Regions from separate parts of the Mus musculus genome. Here region 1 is linked to region 2. The links are chromatin loops, found by intact Hi-C in ENCODE. Cell type or tissue: heart. All regions are shown on one strand. Links, peaks and the distances in the headings refer to the core of each region. The heading gives the core; the rest is flanking DNA.

Region 1 (9,048 bases), core at 2,668-5,167, 50 kb after region 2:
CAGGACAGCCAAGGGCTACACAGAGAACAGAGAAACCCTGTTTCAAAAAACCAAAAAAAAAAAAAAAAAAAAAGAAAAAGAAAAAAAAGAAAAAAAGAAAATGCTAAATACTTTCTTCCTTCAAGAGAGAAGAAGCACGACACAGTGACAATCTAAACAAAGCAAAACCGAACTCCAATAGTGTAAATACCTCAATGCCCGATATCTGGGATTCATTCACCACCTCTGGGCTCCTCCAAAGGACTCGGGTCACTTCTCCAGCTCTGCCCTCTGCAGCACAGACAGCCTCTCTTGTCGCCTCTGGCTGGCTCCACTCCGTTATGACTACAGTTCTTGGTGGTCATCCCAATGGTATTGGCATCTCCAAAATGCTGAGGTCTTTCCTGCAACTGGGCTGCACCTTCACCAACAGCCTCTCCTGGGCTCTCTTCTAGGACCCCAGCCCTGCCACTCAGGGCCAAGCCTCAGCGGCTCTCTTTGATCCCGGCATGCCTTCAAAACCAGGACCACCTGGTGACTCTTACAGTACCAAGGCCAGTGTAAGGTACAGCCCTGTCCATCTCTGGAATACAGCTTTTGTATGCTGACCTTCAAGAAACTTTTCAGAATATTTCACCCCAGTGATGCTGGTCTCTTGTTGATCACAGCTAGTTTCTTAGCTCCAGTTGACCAGCATCGAGTGTCCCAGCAACTCGAAGGTTATACTTTATTGGTGCTGGTCTCTTGTTAATCGCAGCTAATTCTTCAGCCCCAGCTGACCAGAACCACAAATTCTCAGTTCAAAATAGCAAATGGGCCTCAATAGCCTTTGCTTCCCTCTGAAACCTCACAGGCCAGGCCTGCATTGTCTGCACTGCTCATCTTCCAGGCTCCCCCAGAGCAGCTCACCGAGCTCTCAACACTCAACGGCTTTTCTAACCCCAAATCCCAAAGTTCTTACACAATCTCCCCCCAAAACAAGGTCAGGTCTGTCATCAATTTACCTTTGTCAGGGCTACTATTGCTATGACAAACACCATGACCAAAACGACTTGGGAGGGACAAAGTTTATTTGGCTTACACTTCCACACTGTAGTCCATTATTGAAGGAAGTCAAACCAGGAAGTCAAACAGGACAGGAACCTGGAGGAGGGAGCTGATGCAGAGGCCATGGAGGGGTGATGCTTACTAGCTTGCTCTCCATGGCTTGCTCAGCTTGCTTTCTTATAGAACCCAGGACCACCTGCCCTGGGCTGGCCCCACCCACAATGGGCTGACCCCACCCACAGTGGGCAGGGGCTGACCCATCAATCACTAACAGGCTTGCTTACAACCTGATCTTATGGAGGCATTTTCTCAATTGGTGTTCTCTCTTATCAGATATCTCTAGCTTGTGTCAAATTGATGTAAAATTAGCCAGCGCAGTGCCACATCCAGGGGGTCTTAAGGGCTCAATACCTTCTGTCAGGCCGATATGAAGCCCTGATGTGAAGCGATCCAGGAACTGCTGCTGAGGTAGAAACCACAGGTTAGAGACCGCTTCCATCCTGCTCTGCGTCTGGCAGGCTGGGCCACCTCACCCCTCCGAGGGTCAAATTCTCTCTTCTGCAGCTTGAGGAACAGTTCTGACTTGTCCAAGTGTCAGGAGACAACGTGCATGAAGCAGACACATAGCAGTGTCCAACATATGAGCAGCTGTCTCACCTGAGACCTGAGCCTGGTCCTGACTCCAGCCCTGCTGGAGTCTGGTCCCAGACATCCAACCCAGGATGGGCTAGAGTCTATGATCCCCCTGCCTCAGCCTCCCCAGTGCTAGGATTCCAAGTGTGTGTCACCATACCCAACAGGTGGCTTTTATTGCACTAGATTAAAAAAGATTGCATTTATTATTCAGTATATATGAATATATGAACGGTAGATGTGTCTGTATAATGTGGGAGTAGTTCTGTGCATACCACTATGTGTGTGTGTGTGTGTGTGTGTGTGTGTGTGTGTGTATAGGTTAACAGACACTTTTTAGGAGTTGGTTCTCTTTCCATGCAGGTTCTGAGATTGAACTCAGGTTCCCAGGCTTCACCGCAAACTCCTTTACCCACTGTATCACCTTGTGGACCCTACATGGGACTTTGTAACTATCCAGACCTGTACTTTCCCAGGGCCAGCCCTCGGCTGAGCTCTGACTGGTGGGTGCCATGCAGAACAGGGTGCAATGAATACCCCAGGATTTACCCCAGAAGGGCCTTCGCTGGCCTGGTGCCCTTGGAGCTCTTTCAGTCCCAAGGATGCTGGGGGAGAGGAAGCCACAGGGCGTATGAGAGAACACTGCCCTTCAGACCACCCTAAGCTCACCCATTCCAACAGCTAGAAGCTGCTTTGGGGGGTCTAGGTGCAGGCTCAGGGCAGTGGGGTTCCAGAGCCAACAGGGTGGCCACCTCGGGCGAGGGAAACCACTTCCTGACTCCCCCTCCCTCCCTTCTTTCTTCCCTTCATTATCTCCATGTTCATTCCGGAACCTCAAGCAATTATCACAGGCCACACACCTGACTTGTGGGTGGGACAGAAGTGAACAAGGTGTTAGCTGCCTGCCCTTGGCTGCTGAGACAGTGGGACTGATGTATCCCCACAAAGAATGGCAGGACCGAGAGGAGGAGAGCCATGGGGAGGACCTCTGGGAAGGGAAGGACTGCTGGGAAGGCAGGAGGACCGATAGAAAGGCTCTGAGCCCTGGGCTAGCCAGGCGAACAGGACCCAGGGGACGGGGTGGGGGGCTATTTCAACCCTGCTCCATCTTTCTACACACCCTATGTGATTCACGCAGCAGCCAAGAGAGTCCTCATTGTCATCTCCTGTTCTGGGATGAATCTTTCTTGTAGGCAAACCAGGGGTAGGGGCAGAGGCCCGCAATTACTTCATCAAGGGTCTTTCCTGCATGTCTTTGGGTTTTACTGCTGTGAACAGACACCATAGCCAAGGCAAGTCTTATAAAAAACAACATTTAATTGGGGCTGGCTTACAGGCTCAGAGGTTAAGTCCATTATCATCAAGGTGAGAGCATGGCAGTATCCAGGCAGGCATGGCACAGGCAGAGCTGAGAGTTCTACGTCTTCATCCAAAGGCTGCTAGTGGAAGACTGACTTCCAGGCAACTAGGGTGAGGATCTTCTGCCCACACCCACAGTGACACACCTACTCCAACCAGGTCACACCTATTCCAACAAGGCCACACCTCCAAATGGTGCCACTCCCTGGTCCAAGAATATACAAACCATCACACTGCACTACCTCCACTGTGACAGCCTGGCCCAAGGGGGTCATGGAGCAGGTAAAGTGAATGATGGCTCAGGCACCGGACCAAACACCCCCACACACCCTGCTATACACAGCCACCCCGTAAGCTGGTTCACCATCTAACTCCATGTCTAAGATGAAGAATCATGTTCAGCCAGGCACTTGGGAGCTGAGGCAGGGGGTTTGCTACGAATTCAAGGCCAACCTGGGATGCATAGAAGGCCTACATGTCTGGATAGTTACAAAAGTCCCGGGTAGGGTCCACAAGGTGGTAGCCCCCTCAAAAAAGAACCAAAATAAAGATGAAGAATGGTTGGAGACTCAGAAGGCACAGTTTGCCCAGTGTCTCTCAGCCAGCTCATGGGAGAGCTGAGCTTTGAGCCCGAGTCCATCTGAGCCTTTTTTTTTCTTGTCCACTGTCCGGGCTGCAAGATGGGGAAGGAGGGCGGTGGAAAACAGGGCCCCTCAGCGCTCCTTGAGAGAAAGCAGGTCCCAGGGGGACAGTACCCTAGCTGCTCCATAAATAACCAGGTCCCTGGGCCCTGGCGGCAGTGGCTCTGTGTGTAATACAAACAGCTCTAATCCCCTGTCAGTTAAGCTGGATATCAGAGGAGACAAGCTTCCGAGCGGGGAGGCCTAATTGAATGGAATTGAAAAGGCAGAATGGGGGGCGGGGCCTGGGAGGAGGGACGGGAGCGTGCAGTGGCCTGGCGCAGCTGGCTGGGGCTCCGTGGCCAGTGAGGCCTCATTCCAGCCTCCCCCCCCCACCTCCCCCAGGCAGGGAGCCAGGCTGGGGGCGGGGTGGGGTGTCGATGGGGTCGGTGGGGGGGGGGCCCAAGCCAGGATGCCCCGCCCCTTTCTCTGCTGGCTCTGCCGTTTTTTTTTCTCTCTCTCTCTCTCTCGCGCGCGCTGACCCTTTCTCTGCTTCGTCTGTTATCTCAAATAATGTCACTGCCTCTTTACAATCTATTCATCAGAGCAGAAAGAAGCCAATACTGACAATGATAAAAAAAAAAAAAAAAAAAATCTGTGCCTCCCGGGGACAGAGCAAGCTCGGTTCCAACCGCTGGCGCCCTGCTGGCCTGCCATTTCACCGCGCCTGGGTAATCAGATTCCACAGGGCAGTCCTCCCACCCCAGGCCCCCAGAGTCCTCCCTAGGGCTCCTCTCCCAAGGAGGACTCACCCTGGGGACCTTTCAGCTCACAGAGAGCTTTGGCCTGGTCTTTAAAAAAATTTTTTTATCTTTTCTTAAATTGGTTTTTCATTCTTTCTTAGTATTTTAAAAACGGAAATGTACCATAACAGCCAGTTTTTTGGAATCTCATTTTCAAACCAGATGTGACAGGAATGGTGGTGGATGTCTGTAATCGCAGCATTTGGAGGATGGAGGCAGAAAGATGGGAAGTTCAAGGTCATCCGCAGCTATGTGGTGAACTGGAGGTCAGCCTGGGCTATATGGAACCCTGTATAATATATATGAGACATAGATAGATAGATAGATAGATAGATAGATAGATAGATAGATAGATAGACAGACAGACAGACAGATAAACTAAATAGAGGGCTGGGGCCAGAGCTGAGGGCCCGAGTTCCATATCTGCACCTGACCTAACAGAAAGGCTTGAACAGCTCTACCCCTCCTCCAGGGCAGCAGCTGGCTGGGGCTAGGCCCAGGCAGTGCCCGTTACAACCCTGCCCCAGCTGGGCTGGAGGTTGGTAAGGGTGAGGCATAAGAGCAGGGACTTCTCAGGGGTGCCAGAAGCTATGAAAACCAAGGCCAGGCCACAGGACTGGACACCACAGCCTCAGAAACAGTAAGGAGACCAGCGCCCATGGAAGGCACGCCACTCTCTTGTGCCATGGGGCGGCACAGAAAGCAGCTCTCTGAACATCGCTCTCTGAAGAGCTCTTTGTGAGACAGGTGGGAAGTCCTGAACTTAGTGTCTGTCTCAGATACGTCAGACCCAAAAAGCCATGTGGCTCCGGCATCTGGGGAGCCCTCAGACCTTGGGGTTGGCTCTGGAGAGCTCAGAGGGTCACTATGCAGGGACAAAGGCCTAGCCGAGCAGAGGTTATTATCTCAGCGGTCAAGCAGGGCTATGTTAGCCTCTGCCCTTTTCTCCAGCCCTTAGGTCTGCCAGGGCTCTATCCAGTGTCTGCAGTCCTTTAGGAAGCCTGGGCTCACATCCCAGCTTATTGCAAACATACTGTGTCTAGGGCGGGGGCGGAGGGGGGGCGGCAGGGGCGGGGCACTTCCCAGCTCTGTGCCTCAGTGTCTCCATCTACAGTGTGGATCCTTGTGGCTCTGTTGGAGAGTCTTGGTGGACTCTCCTCTTTGACAAGGCAGGTGGCTGGCGACCCCAACCTAGAGGGCCAGGTGTGAGGGCTGCCAAGGACAGGCCAGCCCATGTGCTGAAGCACCCCACCCCCACCCTGTGGGGTCACAGGGGGCGTGGAACAGATGTGTTGTCTTGGCAACAGATGGCAGGTGCACAGGCCCAGGAAGCCGCTTCCTCCAAGGTCAAGTCCTCTAACTCCCAGAGCCCGGGCGATCTGGTGCGCAGGCACTGTGGTTGGGGCGCAGTGTCCAGCTCAACACAGCCAGGCCTGCCCTGCTGCCAGCCACCTAGAAGAGCAGAAAGGCAGCTCTTTCTGCCTCTCTTCCTTGAACCCAGACTTCCTCTCCAAATCAGAGAATGAAGGGTGAAGTCTCCCTGGCTTCGGCCTCCTCTGTCGCCAGGTTTGAAGCCTGGATCTGCAGACCTGAGAGCTCTCAGGTGACCTCTCTGAGCCTCAGTTCCCCGCTGTAGGAACAGTAGCAGTCCTGCTTCCTGGATGTTCCGGCCACAGGTGAGATGGGCAGAGGAGCCAACAGCACCAACAAGGAGGTGGCTTGGTTAAAGTCCTATGACCGGCAGGGGCTGCTGGTCCGTGAGATAACGGCAGATCAACTCTTGAGTACGGGGAATTCGAAGGATATCTATCAGTGGGAGGGGTAAAGAAGACAGGAGGACCAAGGTCTTAACAGTGAAAAGACACAGTTTCTATGGATAAGGAGACAGAGATCCAGAGAAGGCAATATACCAGTTTCCAGTCACACAGCAAGCTGTCGCTCCCGGCCTCATCCACTGGCCACTTCTCTCAGGACATCCCATCTACCCGCGGGAGGCCAGAGCATCTCAGAATGCACACTGTGCCTGGAGTCCAGAGACCTGAGGACTTCAGCCCTGATCCTGTGACTTAGAGCAGGGTCTTCCCTTCTGGGCTTCAGTTTCCTCAGAAATAAACTGGGGCTCATGTATGTTCTTCATGGGCTTGGAATGAATGGAGAAAATGAAGAGCCAGAGTGTCCTGGAGGGCTGGACAGCCCTGGTCGCCTCTCTGAGGCCTGGTCAAGTTCCCTGCACACAGTAGGTGTGAGGCCTGGCCTAGCTCCCTGCACACAGTAGGTGTGTGGCCTGGCCTACCTCCCTGCACACAGTAGGTGTGTGGCCTGGCCTACCTCCCTGCACACAGTAGGTGTGGGGACCTGGCCCAGCTCCCTGCACACAGTAGGTATGCTCATGACACGGGGTGGAGCCTGCTCACTCTAGCCCATGAAGGGAAGTAGCACCTTTCTCTGGAAGAAAGAGGAAGCCATAGGGATCTTGGGAGGCCTGGGAGTAGCCTGGGGAAATGCTGCTTCAGCCTACACATCATGAAAAGGCCCCTGAATGGCTTCCAAGTCATCTGAACTTCACAGTGAGAGGGCATGAGGGATCAGGCAGAGCTTGGCCCAGAACAGGCTCACACATCTCATCCCTGGGTACAAGCTGGCTCTATTAACTGATGTATTCAGGCCTCCCTGACCCTCCCTTATACAAGGAGGGAGCTGGGAGGGCTTGGGAGGGGAGGAAGTCCCTTCCTCTCTCTTGTGCTGTGACCCCTTTGTAGGGCCCCAAGAGGATCCAGCCGCCAGAGGCGGGGCCCATCCCCGTTATCTGACATCTCATTCATCACACAGGTCTATGGTGAGGAAGAAATAAATGAGACAGAAAACTCAGATTTGACTAGATGCGAGGACTCAGCAGCCCTGGGCCTCGGGCCTCTGTGGAATCTCCGAGAGCACAGCGAGGGCCTGGCACAGCTGCCTCGCATCCTGAAACAAGCTCTGGTCAAAATCAGCCAGGCTGGCAGTGCTCGGATCCAAGCCGGTTGCCCAGCCTGTCTGAGGGCACACCTGCCCGGCTGCCTCTCTGTGAAATGGAAGAATTATTCTGCCACTACCCAAGATGCTCTGCAGCTAGAAGCTTGAGGCCCAATGTCGTGTGCGAGCAAATCCAACATTAGCTGGCAAACCAAACAGCCCGGCTTGGTGGTGCACTCCTTTAATCCCAGCACCTGGGATGCAGAGGCAGGCAGATTTCTGAGTTCGAGGCCAGCCTGGTCTACAAAGTGAGTTCCAGGACAGCCAGAGCTACACAGAGAAACCCTGTCTCGAAAAACCAAAAACCAAACCAAACCAAACCAAACCAACCAACCAAACAAACAAACAAAAAAAACTCCAAACCAACCAAACAAACAAAAAAAGATTTATTTATTATATATAAGTACACTGTAGCTGTCTTCAGACACACCAGAAGAGGGCATCAGATCCCATTACAGATAGTTGTGAGCCACCATGTGGTTGCTGGGAATTGAACTCAGGACTTTCAGAAGTACAGTCAGCGCTCTTAACCGCTGAGCCATCTCTCCAGCCTGCTCTCACACATTTCTTTCTTTTTTGTTTTTTTTGAGACAGGGTTTCTCTGTGTAGCTCTGGGTGTCCTGGAACTCACTCTGTATGTAGACCAGGCTGGCCTTGAACTCAGAAATCTAACTGCCTCTATCTCTCAAGTGCTGAGATCAAAGGCATGTGCCACCACTGCCCGGTGGAACTCACGTTTCTAGTGGCAGTCTCAGAGCCAAGAGCCCAGGCTAGAACCAGAGGTCCCAGCTGCAGAAGTGGCTCTCCACTCCTCACTGGAAGACATGAGCTAGGAGCCAGGTGGCCAGGAAAGGAGCGACTTTTCTGGGAGCTAGGGATGAAGTGAGCTGGATCAGGTGACCCAGGACAAAACCGGAGGGCAGAGTGGGCACAAGGAAGTTGGCAGGCCAGCCAGAGCCCACACCAAATGCTGCCCCATGGCACCAGAAGAGCAAAGCTTCACAGAGGAGAAGACACCAGCTCCCATCTGGTACATCTGCATCCTGCCTCCCCATGGGAGGCCCTGCTGTGCACTGGAGGCTGTGCTGGGTGCTGTAAGGGCCCCAGGGGTGGTAGTGGCAGAGGGTGCCAGGCTGTGTCAGAGCAGAGAAGTTGAGGGTGGGATGGGGGTGAAGCTGGGCGGCACTAGCAAGTTTTCCAACAGTGGATAGAAGAGCATCTCTGACCGGCAAGGCTAGGGTTTTAATCAGCACCACGGGATGCTGATGTTTCTGGGAAACACCTTGCCGTTATTCAGAACAAGACTGCAGTGAGCATTGACTGAGCACCCACGGTGTAGCCAGCATAGCACCAAGGGTTGCTGTGTGTTCTCTCGCTTGATCTTCATATGCAGTCTGAATGTGACTCTGTTCACCTCACTCTCTAAGAGAAAGCCTGCCAAGGTGACTTGGCCCAAGGCCGCAAGGCCACAAGGGTGAAAGAGCTGGAATGGAGCCTGCTCGGAGCTGAGCTCAGCCACCAGGTTGGCGTGGCAGAGGTGACCTTGAGGTCCTCTGACTTAGTGACCTCAGGCCTGAGCATACACTGGAATCACC
Region 2 (9,048 bases), core at 3,556-6,055:
GACATCAGTACCCTGACACGTTGACCGTTTTGAAATCAGCCCATCCCTTACGCATTGGCTTTCCTTGTCTGCCCAGAAGCCTTCCAGACAAGAATCCTACATCTCTGCTGTGTGTTGAAGGCACACAACCCTGAGCCCTGCAGCTCCACAAGTCACATAGCTGCCTCTCATACATTTGGCCTCTCAGATCCTGGCTCAGTCCTTGATGAAGCCCCAGGTCTTCTGCCTTTGCTGTGCCCTCAGCCTGGAACTTCTGCCCTTGGCTCTTCCCATGATGCTATACTTAAACATCATCTCCCCAGAGGGGACAAAACGTTCCATCTAAATTAGATTCTCTGCTGGCCATTTCCCCTCTCCAGGAGCCTTGTCAGTTTCCTTGGTGACACAGACACTGGTTTGTCACGGGGCTGCTTATTTGGGTTAACTGGCTTCTAGGACTCTTTCCAGCCGATGGGAACGGGGTGAAACAGGTTCTGTTCATCGAGGTAGCTGCGGAGAGCAAGACCAAATGCTGCGTATCTCCAGGGCAGCTCCAAGCACTGTCAGGGCTCTGGGTGGGAATCTGTGTGCCCCAAGGGGGTGGAAGCCACCTTGTCAACTTCAGTGTCCTCCAGAGATGCTTCTCTGCTCGTCCCTAATGACTTGACATACAAGGTCCCGTGACAAAGCCTCCCTCTGATAAAAGATGCAAAGTTAACATCTGGCGGTTAATTAATAAAGAACCGCGGTGTCTGGCGGGCGCCGTGTGCTGACTCGGGCGGTTTCTCCTCCACCCATCCCAAGAGATGCTGACATGAGCTACAAAAATGGGGGAGAAAAGATCGATTTGGAGCGGGCCCTGCTGACGAGGCTCCCGAGGGGCTAGAGACCCGTTCGCCTTCACTTAGACTCTTGATGTTCTCTTCCTTACTATAGGGGCAGGAGTGCTACAAAGGGGAGCCTTATGGGATATCTATTATGAGCCAAGCCCTGCATTCCCTCGCTTCCCCCAGGACCCCTGAGAGGAGAATATGCCCCGGGAAACTGAGACTTTGATGATCACCTCAAAGCTAGGCTCCACCTCTTTTTAGGAAGCAAGGGCACCCAGCAATGCCAGCTGAGGAGCCAGCAGGTCCCTGGGTTACTCCAGGAGGCTGTACAGCCCTGACCACTCCAGCGGGCCAGGTGGGACCCGGAGTAACATTAATGAAACAAGCACACCAGTCATGCCTCTGCGGCAGGAAGCGTTAATCCTGAAGATGGGAGGAGAAAGACCCCAGACCCAAATCACAATGGCCAGATTAATCAAAGCAATCAATTAATTAAAGCAAGCTCTTTTATTTACGTACACGGCTGCCTCCTCCTTAAGGCAGGGTTCAGAGGTCACCATAGGATGTGAGGAAGGCAAGGTTTTTTGTTTTTAAAGATTTATTTTATTATTGTACATAAGTACACTGTAGCTGACTACAGACACATCAGAAGAGGGCATCAGATCTCATTACCTATGGTTGTGAGCCACCATGGGGCTGCTGGAATTTGAACTCAGGACCTTCAGAAGAGCAGTCAGTGCTCTTACCAGATGAGCTATCTTGCCAGTCCCAAGACAATGTTTTTATAGCTCAGGGGTAGGAGGTTCCCAAATGGGGGATTTGGTGGGCAAAATAGGAGGGGCTGCAGGAGCCGAACATAACAGATTGGTCATCATAATGACCTCTGGAAACAAAGTTGTGACTACAGAGTGGGCATAGCAAGGCCATCACAACAACCTTTTGAAACAAAGTTAGTGTCTCAAGATGGTTATAAACAACTTACTGAAATAACCCTGGGTTTGACCTTTCCTGGAACAGGCAATAAGGAACCACTTACTTGTACTTAAGGTTACAGGTGGGGAAGAGTCCGATCCTTGAGACACAGGTTTCAACATAAATAGGAATGAGCCTAGTTTGTTTGTTTGGTTTGTTTTTGTTTTGTTTGTTTGTTTGTTTGTTTTTTGAGACAGTGTTTCTCTGTGTAGCCCTGGCTGTCTTGGAACTCACTCTGTAGCCCAGGCTGGCCTCGAACTCAGAAATCTGCCTGCCTCTGCCTCTGCCTCTGCCTCCCAAGTGCTGGGATCAAAGACATGCTCCAACACTGCCTAGTTTGATTTTTAACTAAAAGATGGCTTTTAAGTCTAAGATGGACGCAGGCCGGCTCATCAGAAGTGCAGCTATTTCCTAAATAAGAGTATATGTGATATCATGAAGCATTTATCCAGTACCTACTGTATTCCAGGACCTATTAGAACCTCGAAATTAGTACATACCAAGCAGGAAGGGTCGGTGCCTCCACTGAGGCTCAGAGGAGAAGGGAGCGGTAGATTAAGGCCACAGAGCAATGGAGGTGAATTCTGGCCCAAACCCTCTGGCTGTTCCTAGCATGTGCCAGTTGTCATCCTGTGGACTTGGGAGGAAGTGGCCCAGCCTATCCTTTTTGGAGCCACCTAAGGACTGAGCTCAGATCTATTCCAAGTCAACATCCACAGCCATCAAGCACCTGGGTAGGCCTGGCTCTGACACTTGACCTTGGGGACTGTGGTGGTTTGGATATGCTTGACCCATGGGAAGTGGCCAGTAGGAGATATGGCCTTGTTGGATTAAGTGTGTCACTATGGGGTGAGCTTTGGGGGTCTCCTATGCTCAAGCTCCACCCAGTGTGGAAGGCGGTCTCCTCCTGACTGCCTTCAGATCAAGATGTAGAACTCTCAGCTCCTTCTCCAGCACTGACCTTATAACACACTTGTGCATTCAAACAGGGCATCAGAGCCATGGGGTGGCCTAAATACGCTTGGTCTTGTTGGAATAGGTGTGGCTTTGTTGGAGGAAGTATGTCATCCTGGGGGTGGGCTTAGAGAGGCTCCTTCTGGCTGCCTGCAGAAGACAAGTCTCCTTTTGGATGCCTTCCTGATGCTTTTGAATCAAGATGTAGAACTCTCAGCTCCTTCTCCAGCGCCATTGCCTGCCTGGATGCTGCCATGCTTCCCGCTATGATGATAATGGACTGAACCTCTGAAACGGTAAGCCAGCCTCCAATTAAACATTGTCCTTTTTAAGAGTTGCCTTTGGGGCTGGTGAGATGGCTCAGTGGTTAAGAGCGCCGACTGCTCTTCCGAAGGTCCCGAGTTCAAATCCCAGCAACCACATGGTGCCTCACAACCATCCGTAACGAAATCTGATGCCCTCTTCTGGAGTATCTGAGGACAGCTACAGTGTACTTACATATAATAAATAAATAAATCTTTAAAAAAAAAAAAAGAGTTGCCTTGGTCATGGTCTCTCTTCACAGCAATAAAACCTAAACTAAGACAGGGGCTGTGGGTCCCAGGTAGCCTCTAGCAAGCTAGGAAGCTCATTAGCCTTCTGTGGGTCCATTCCTTGGGTCTGATAAATGACCATCTGCTGTTCTATTTGAAGGGATGGAGGAAGTACCACTTGATACCTTGCTCTGGTGACCAGGAAGCCACATGGTGGGACAAGGTGAGGACCTCAGCATAAGGGTGGGAGCTGGGAAAGGTGGAGGCTTCACAGGGAGACATTCAGAGAATGTATGGAACTGTGAAAGAATGTGAGCTCCTTTCTCCTTCTATGTGGGAGTCTATGTAGGGTCAGGTAGTAGAGGCAGATGCTGGGCTACCCGGGATATAAGCTGTCTTAGTTAGGGTTTTACTGCTGTGAACAGACACCATGACCAAGGCAACTCTTATATTTTTGGTTGTGAGCCTAGCCTTTAACGGCTGAGCCATCTCTCCAGCCCGACCAAGGCAACTCTTATAAAGGACAACATTTAATTGCAGCTGGCTTACAGGGTCAGAGGTTCAGTCTGTTATCATCAAGGTGGAAACATGGCAGCATCTAGGCAGGCATGGCGTCAGAGGAGCTGAGAGTTTTGCATCTTCATCATCTGGAGGCTGCTAGGAGAAGACTGGCCCCCAGGTAACTAAGACAAGGGCATTAAAACCCACACCCATAAGGCCACTCCTACTCTAACAAGACCACACCCACTCCAACAAGACCACACCCACTCCAACAAGGCCACACCTCCCAACAGTGCCACTCCCTGGGCCAAACATATACAAACCATCACACAAGCAGACTTGGCTATAAATCTTGATCTCAGGGTTCTGGGGCTACCTGAAGTGCAAGCCTTGTCTCTCTCGGCCTCAGTCAATGCTTATAATCTTGTCAGAACAATTAGGTAACAAAAACCGGAGCACGAGACCAGGCACAGACGGAGGCTTTCAAGTTGTCTGGTGCAAGGCTCACAGTGCATGCTGTACACATGTCTGGGGAGTTCTGAAGACCTCCGTTTGTTTGTTTGTGCCTGAGAGGTGCCTGGCCACTGACCTGGGAAAGGGTACCAGCCAGCCCAGAGTACCTTCCATGAAGATACCAGGCGCCAGGGGTCAGGAGGCTTGGGGAGTTCCTGTCTGTCTGAGATCCCTGGCTCTGTTCCCCAGTTTGACCCTGCAAGTCTCTCACTCTGGGCCTCTGTCTCTACTTCTCAGCTCATCCCCTGGGCTGTGACTAGTGGAATTGGGGGAGAAGCAAGGATGGGAAAAGGGGCTCAGTGGGGGCTCCTTGAGGCTTCTCTTGAACCTCCCCTAGTCCCAGCTATTGCATTCTTGACCCAATCTTAGTCGTGTGTCCCTCAGGGTGGGGGCGGGGGTGCATCTCAGCCTCCAACTCTGATGGTTCCACTTAGGAAGTTAAACTTCTGACTTTCTGATGGTACAGCTGCTGTCTTCTGGACTGTATTTGATAAACTGTAGGAGAGACTAAAGAGCCCAACCCCCCTTCCTTCAGTACTTCTTCCCCGACCCCTTCCCTCTCAGGGTCAGTGGTGTCTTGAATAGGAATGGACCCCACAGATTCATGTGTTAGAATGCTTGACTCCTAGGGATTGGTGCTACTAGGGGGTGTGGCCTTGTTGGAGGAAGTACGTTACTAGGGGTGGGGCTTTGAGGTCTCAGCTGTTCAAAACTGAAGCCGAGTGGTTCAGTTTCATTTCTGCTGCCTGCAGATCAAGAACTCTCAGCTTGCTGGGCAGTGGTGGTGCACGCATTTAATCCCAGCACTTGGGAGGCAGAGGCAGGAGGATTTCTGAGTTGGAGGCCAGCCTAGTCTACAGAGTGAATTTCAGGACAGCCAGGGCTACACAGAGAAACCCTGTCTCGAAACAAAAACAAACCAAAAACAAACAAAAAGAACTCTCAGCACTATTCTGCCATGCCTCCTGCCATGATGATAATGGACTGGACCTCTGATACTGTAAGCCAGCCCCAATTAAATTTTTTCCTTTATAAGAGTTGTTGTGGTCATGGTGTCTCTTCACAGCAATGAAACCCTAACTAAGACAGGGTCTGTCTTCATTCCATTCCCTGTGGCTGCGATGTTTAAAAATTCCCTGACAGAAGCAATTGTGGTAGTTTGAATGGAGTGTCCCCCACAGTGCTGGGCATTTGAACACTTGGTTCCAGTTGTTGGTACTGTTTGGGGAGGATTAGAAGGCATGGCCTTGTTGGAGGAAGTATGTCATTGGAGGTGGGCTGGGGAATTTAAAGATATGAGCCATTTCTTTTTACATTTTATTTATTTTTATTTACTTATTCATTTATTGTTTTTTTTTTTTTGTTTTTTGTTTTTGTTTTTGTTTTTGTTTTTTTTTTTGAGACAGGGTTTCTCTGTGTAGCCTTGGCTGTCCTGTAACTCAATCTGTAGACCAGGCTGGCCTCGAACTTAGAAGTCCGCCTGCCTCTGCCTCTGCCTCTGCCTCTGCTTCCCAAGTGCTGGTACTAAAGGCATTCACCACCACCGCCCAGCGATGTGAGCCATTTCTAGTTCACTCTTTTTGCTTTGTGCTTTCAGATTCAAGATATGAGATCTGGGTGCCTGCTCCTGGGGCTACGCCTTTGCTTAGGGATGCAAATAGATACCATTCCTGTAATGTCAGGATGCTCTGCATCAGGGACTCTAAAGCCTCTGCAACTGTAAGCACAATTAAGCGTTTTCTTCTGTAAATTGCCTTGGCCATGGTGTTTTATCACAGAAATAGAAAAGTAACAAATAAAGCAACCTAAGGGACAAAGGTTTTATTATTATTATTATTATTATTATTATTATTATTATTTTGTTTTTGGTTTTTCCTGGCTGGCAGTTCAGTACCCCTTCCATCCAAGCAGAGACATCAGGGAATCAGACACTGGAAGCAGCTGGTTATATTGTATCAGTGATCTGAAGGCTAAAAGCAATCAACACCCCCGGCTGCTCATCTCTTCATTCATACCACCCAAGCTCAGAGTCAGGGTGGTTGATCCTATTCTCTGCCCAGAGATCCTTGTCCCAGGTGATTCTAGATTCTGACAGTAACGCTAACCACCTCAGCGTCTCATGTGTACCTCAGACTGGCTTTGAACTTGATCCTCCTGCTTCCTCAGCCTCCCAAGTGCTAAGATTCCAGACATGTACCACCACAGCCAGCTTCACACTTTATCATAAAACTAGGCGTTGTGTTAGATGATGTCACCCACTGTAGGCTGATGTCAATGTTCCGAGCACATTCAAGGTCAGCGAGGCTAAGCTGCAATGTCAGTGTTCGTTCGTGGCAATTAAATACATTTTTGACTTAATGATGTTTTCGTCTTATGATCGACCGACTGGGACTGTGGTTCTATAACTAAATCAAGGAAAGATGAACTTGTCCTGTATTACCTCCACTGCTCAGCTGGATAAACTGAGGCTCAAAGAGAGAAGGCAATAAAAATGGCCACAAGAAGGAAGTATTGGGTCAAGACTTGAGCCCAGGCCTGCTTGGCCTGTGTGTGTGTGTGTGTGTGTGTGTGTGTGTGTATGGTCAGCATTAAGTGTCTTCCTTGGTTATTCTCTGGCATATATTCTGAAACAGGGCCTCTCACTGAACCTAACAGACTTCTATCCAGCAACCAGAAAACTCCAGGGATCCCCTCTGTCTCCATGCCTCTACTTTTGCAGAGTACCACCACACCTGGCTTTTACACCCAGCAAGCCCTTCACTGACTGAGCCATCTCCCCGGCCCCTTTTCTTTTGTTGTCTGAGGAAGGGTCTCACTGTGTAGCCCAGACTTACCTGCATCTTGAGATCTTCCGCTTTGACCCCTGAGTACCGAGATGAAGGCAAATCTTAGGTTGCCCTTGAATTTGAAATTATCCTTGGAACAGGCGTAGACAAGCTGCTTTTAATAAGAAATGAAACATCTAATTTTCAGTTGGGTTCATAAACCTGCAGGTGTATGGCTAAGTCCTTGTCCTAAACTGGGTCATCTTGAGTTTCTAGGAAGAGCCTGACTTGATAATAAGGACAGACCACCCTGTCGGTTATACCTCTTGTCCCCTCTCCAGTTCTATTTAAACCTAAGGCTCACATCAGCATCCTTAAGATGGAGCTGAGGTCACTGAGCCCTATGCCACCCCTCCTCCCAGTGTGGCCACAATGAATGAACCCTTCTTTTCACCGTTGCTTGGCTGTTGGGTTGGCATACTGTGGGAGGTTGCTGAGCCTAACTTGTTAGAGCTGCTGGGACACAGGCACCTTATCCTCCTGCCTCAGCCTTCCAAACGTTGAGATTACAGTGTTGCCTGTCCTTTCTGCCTCAATCTCCTGTCTGGCTTAGAGAGAGGTTGGGGGATCCTCCCCGATTCCATAAGTCCCCAGTTCCTCTCTTCCTCCCTGCCCTTCCTCCATCCTGCCCAGAGCAATCAATTTCTTCAGATATAATTTGGGATTCTAATGAACGGAGTGATTTGGCATTTAAATAATTATCCACTCTCTAACTGTTAGCGCTGCTGAGTCTGGAGAAATTTCCGCATCTTATTTATGAATATGGTTTCTCCCCCCTCATGGGGTGGAGGTTTCCCAGCCTGCCCCTTGCTGGGTACCTCCTCTTTTAAATGCCTTTTCAGCCCTTGCTTCCAGCAGGGCCCCCCACACCAACCCCTGAGAGCCTATTAACAAGTTCTCCCTTCCGGCTCTCCGCTCCTGTTCCCGCCCCTTTTATCTTTACATTTCAATATCATTACAAATCCTAGTGTTATTCAAATTGCATCAATTATTCAATTTCTCCTCCCAGAGTGCAGGCGGTGGCTTTCCCAGTGGCTGAGCAGGAAAAAGCAAAAGGCTTTGAGGGAGGGTTAGAAAGTCACTGGGGAATCGGCTCTGTTCCATTAACCTGGGCTTTTGGCTTCCATAAACCGTGGAGTTGATCAACACACCCATGGTTTCCATTTGGGCGCAGGAGAAGGTCTGCTGCTGAGAAACCTAAGGGATGGGCTCGGAGATAAAATGGTCTGGCTGTTCCCACATCCTCTGAGCTTCCTGAGCTCCTGCTGTAAGACTTGGTAGGCAATTATTGAGCACTTACTGTATGTCAGGCTTTTTACAGTTTTGGAAGGTCAGGGCGAGCTGCGGTGCACACTTCTATTGTAATTCCTTCTTCTTGTTTTATGTAGAGGGAAACTGAGGCTGCGTGGAGGGCGTTGTGGTTGCCAGCTTGGTGTTAACACCGGTTTTGTCTCCAGAGCCTGGGCTGTCAGTCATGACACCTTCCAGGTTTGGGTTCATTTGTTCCAGACTCGAATGAGAAACTGTTTACCCCTCGTTCTTGGGAGAGTGTCCGTTTTCCTCAAGGTCCGGATGGCCTCTCTAGTGGCTGACCCTCTAGTTGTCTCTACAATTGAGAGGATGAAGAGGCAAAGGTGCGGCATGGGGGTGGGGGAACCTTTGGTGGGCCGCTAAGAAATCACACCACAAAACAGATCTCGTGTAAGAAGAGGGAGAGTGAAAGGCTGTCTCAGAGAGGGGACAAGAGGGAGAGCTAGAGACAGAGAGACCGGGGACAGAGAGAACAAGCAAACCAGAGAGAGACAGACAAAAAGATAGACAGAGAGAGATAGAGAGACACAGAGACGGGAGACAGAGAGAACAAGCAAACCAGAGAGACAGACAGAGATAGAAAGAGAAAGAGACAAAGAGACAGACAGAGAGACAGGACAGAGAAAACAA

What was found. A loop is a pair of places that touch in the nucleus more often than their neighbours do. Peaks named below come from ENCODE experiments on the same cell type or tissue, not always from the same donor. Only the 100,000 strongest peaks of a DNase experiment are listed, where the experiment ranks them.
Region 1: a loop joins it to region 2, with 2.1 times the contacts of the local background. A loop is called at or near these places in 2 of 42 quality-filtered maps.

What each region holds. Positions count from the first base shown.
Region 1 is chr5:114,462,517-114,471,564 of GRCm38, reverse strand. No RefSeq gene overlaps it. Among named protein-coding and RNA genes, the nearest start is that of Gm34722, 13 kb to the left of the region's middle. In heart, for the core only: no CTCF peak of the experiment used is centred there; a DNase peak (open chromatin) is centred at 3,944; H3K4me3 peaks cover 1,413 bases; H3K27ac peaks cover 2,056 bases.
Region 2 is chr5:114,513,142-114,522,189 of GRCm38, reverse strand. No RefSeq gene overlaps it. Among named protein-coding and RNA genes, the nearest start is that of Gm13790, 34 kb to the left of the region's middle. In heart, for the core only: no CTCF peak of the experiment used is centred there; no DNase peak of the experiment used is centred there.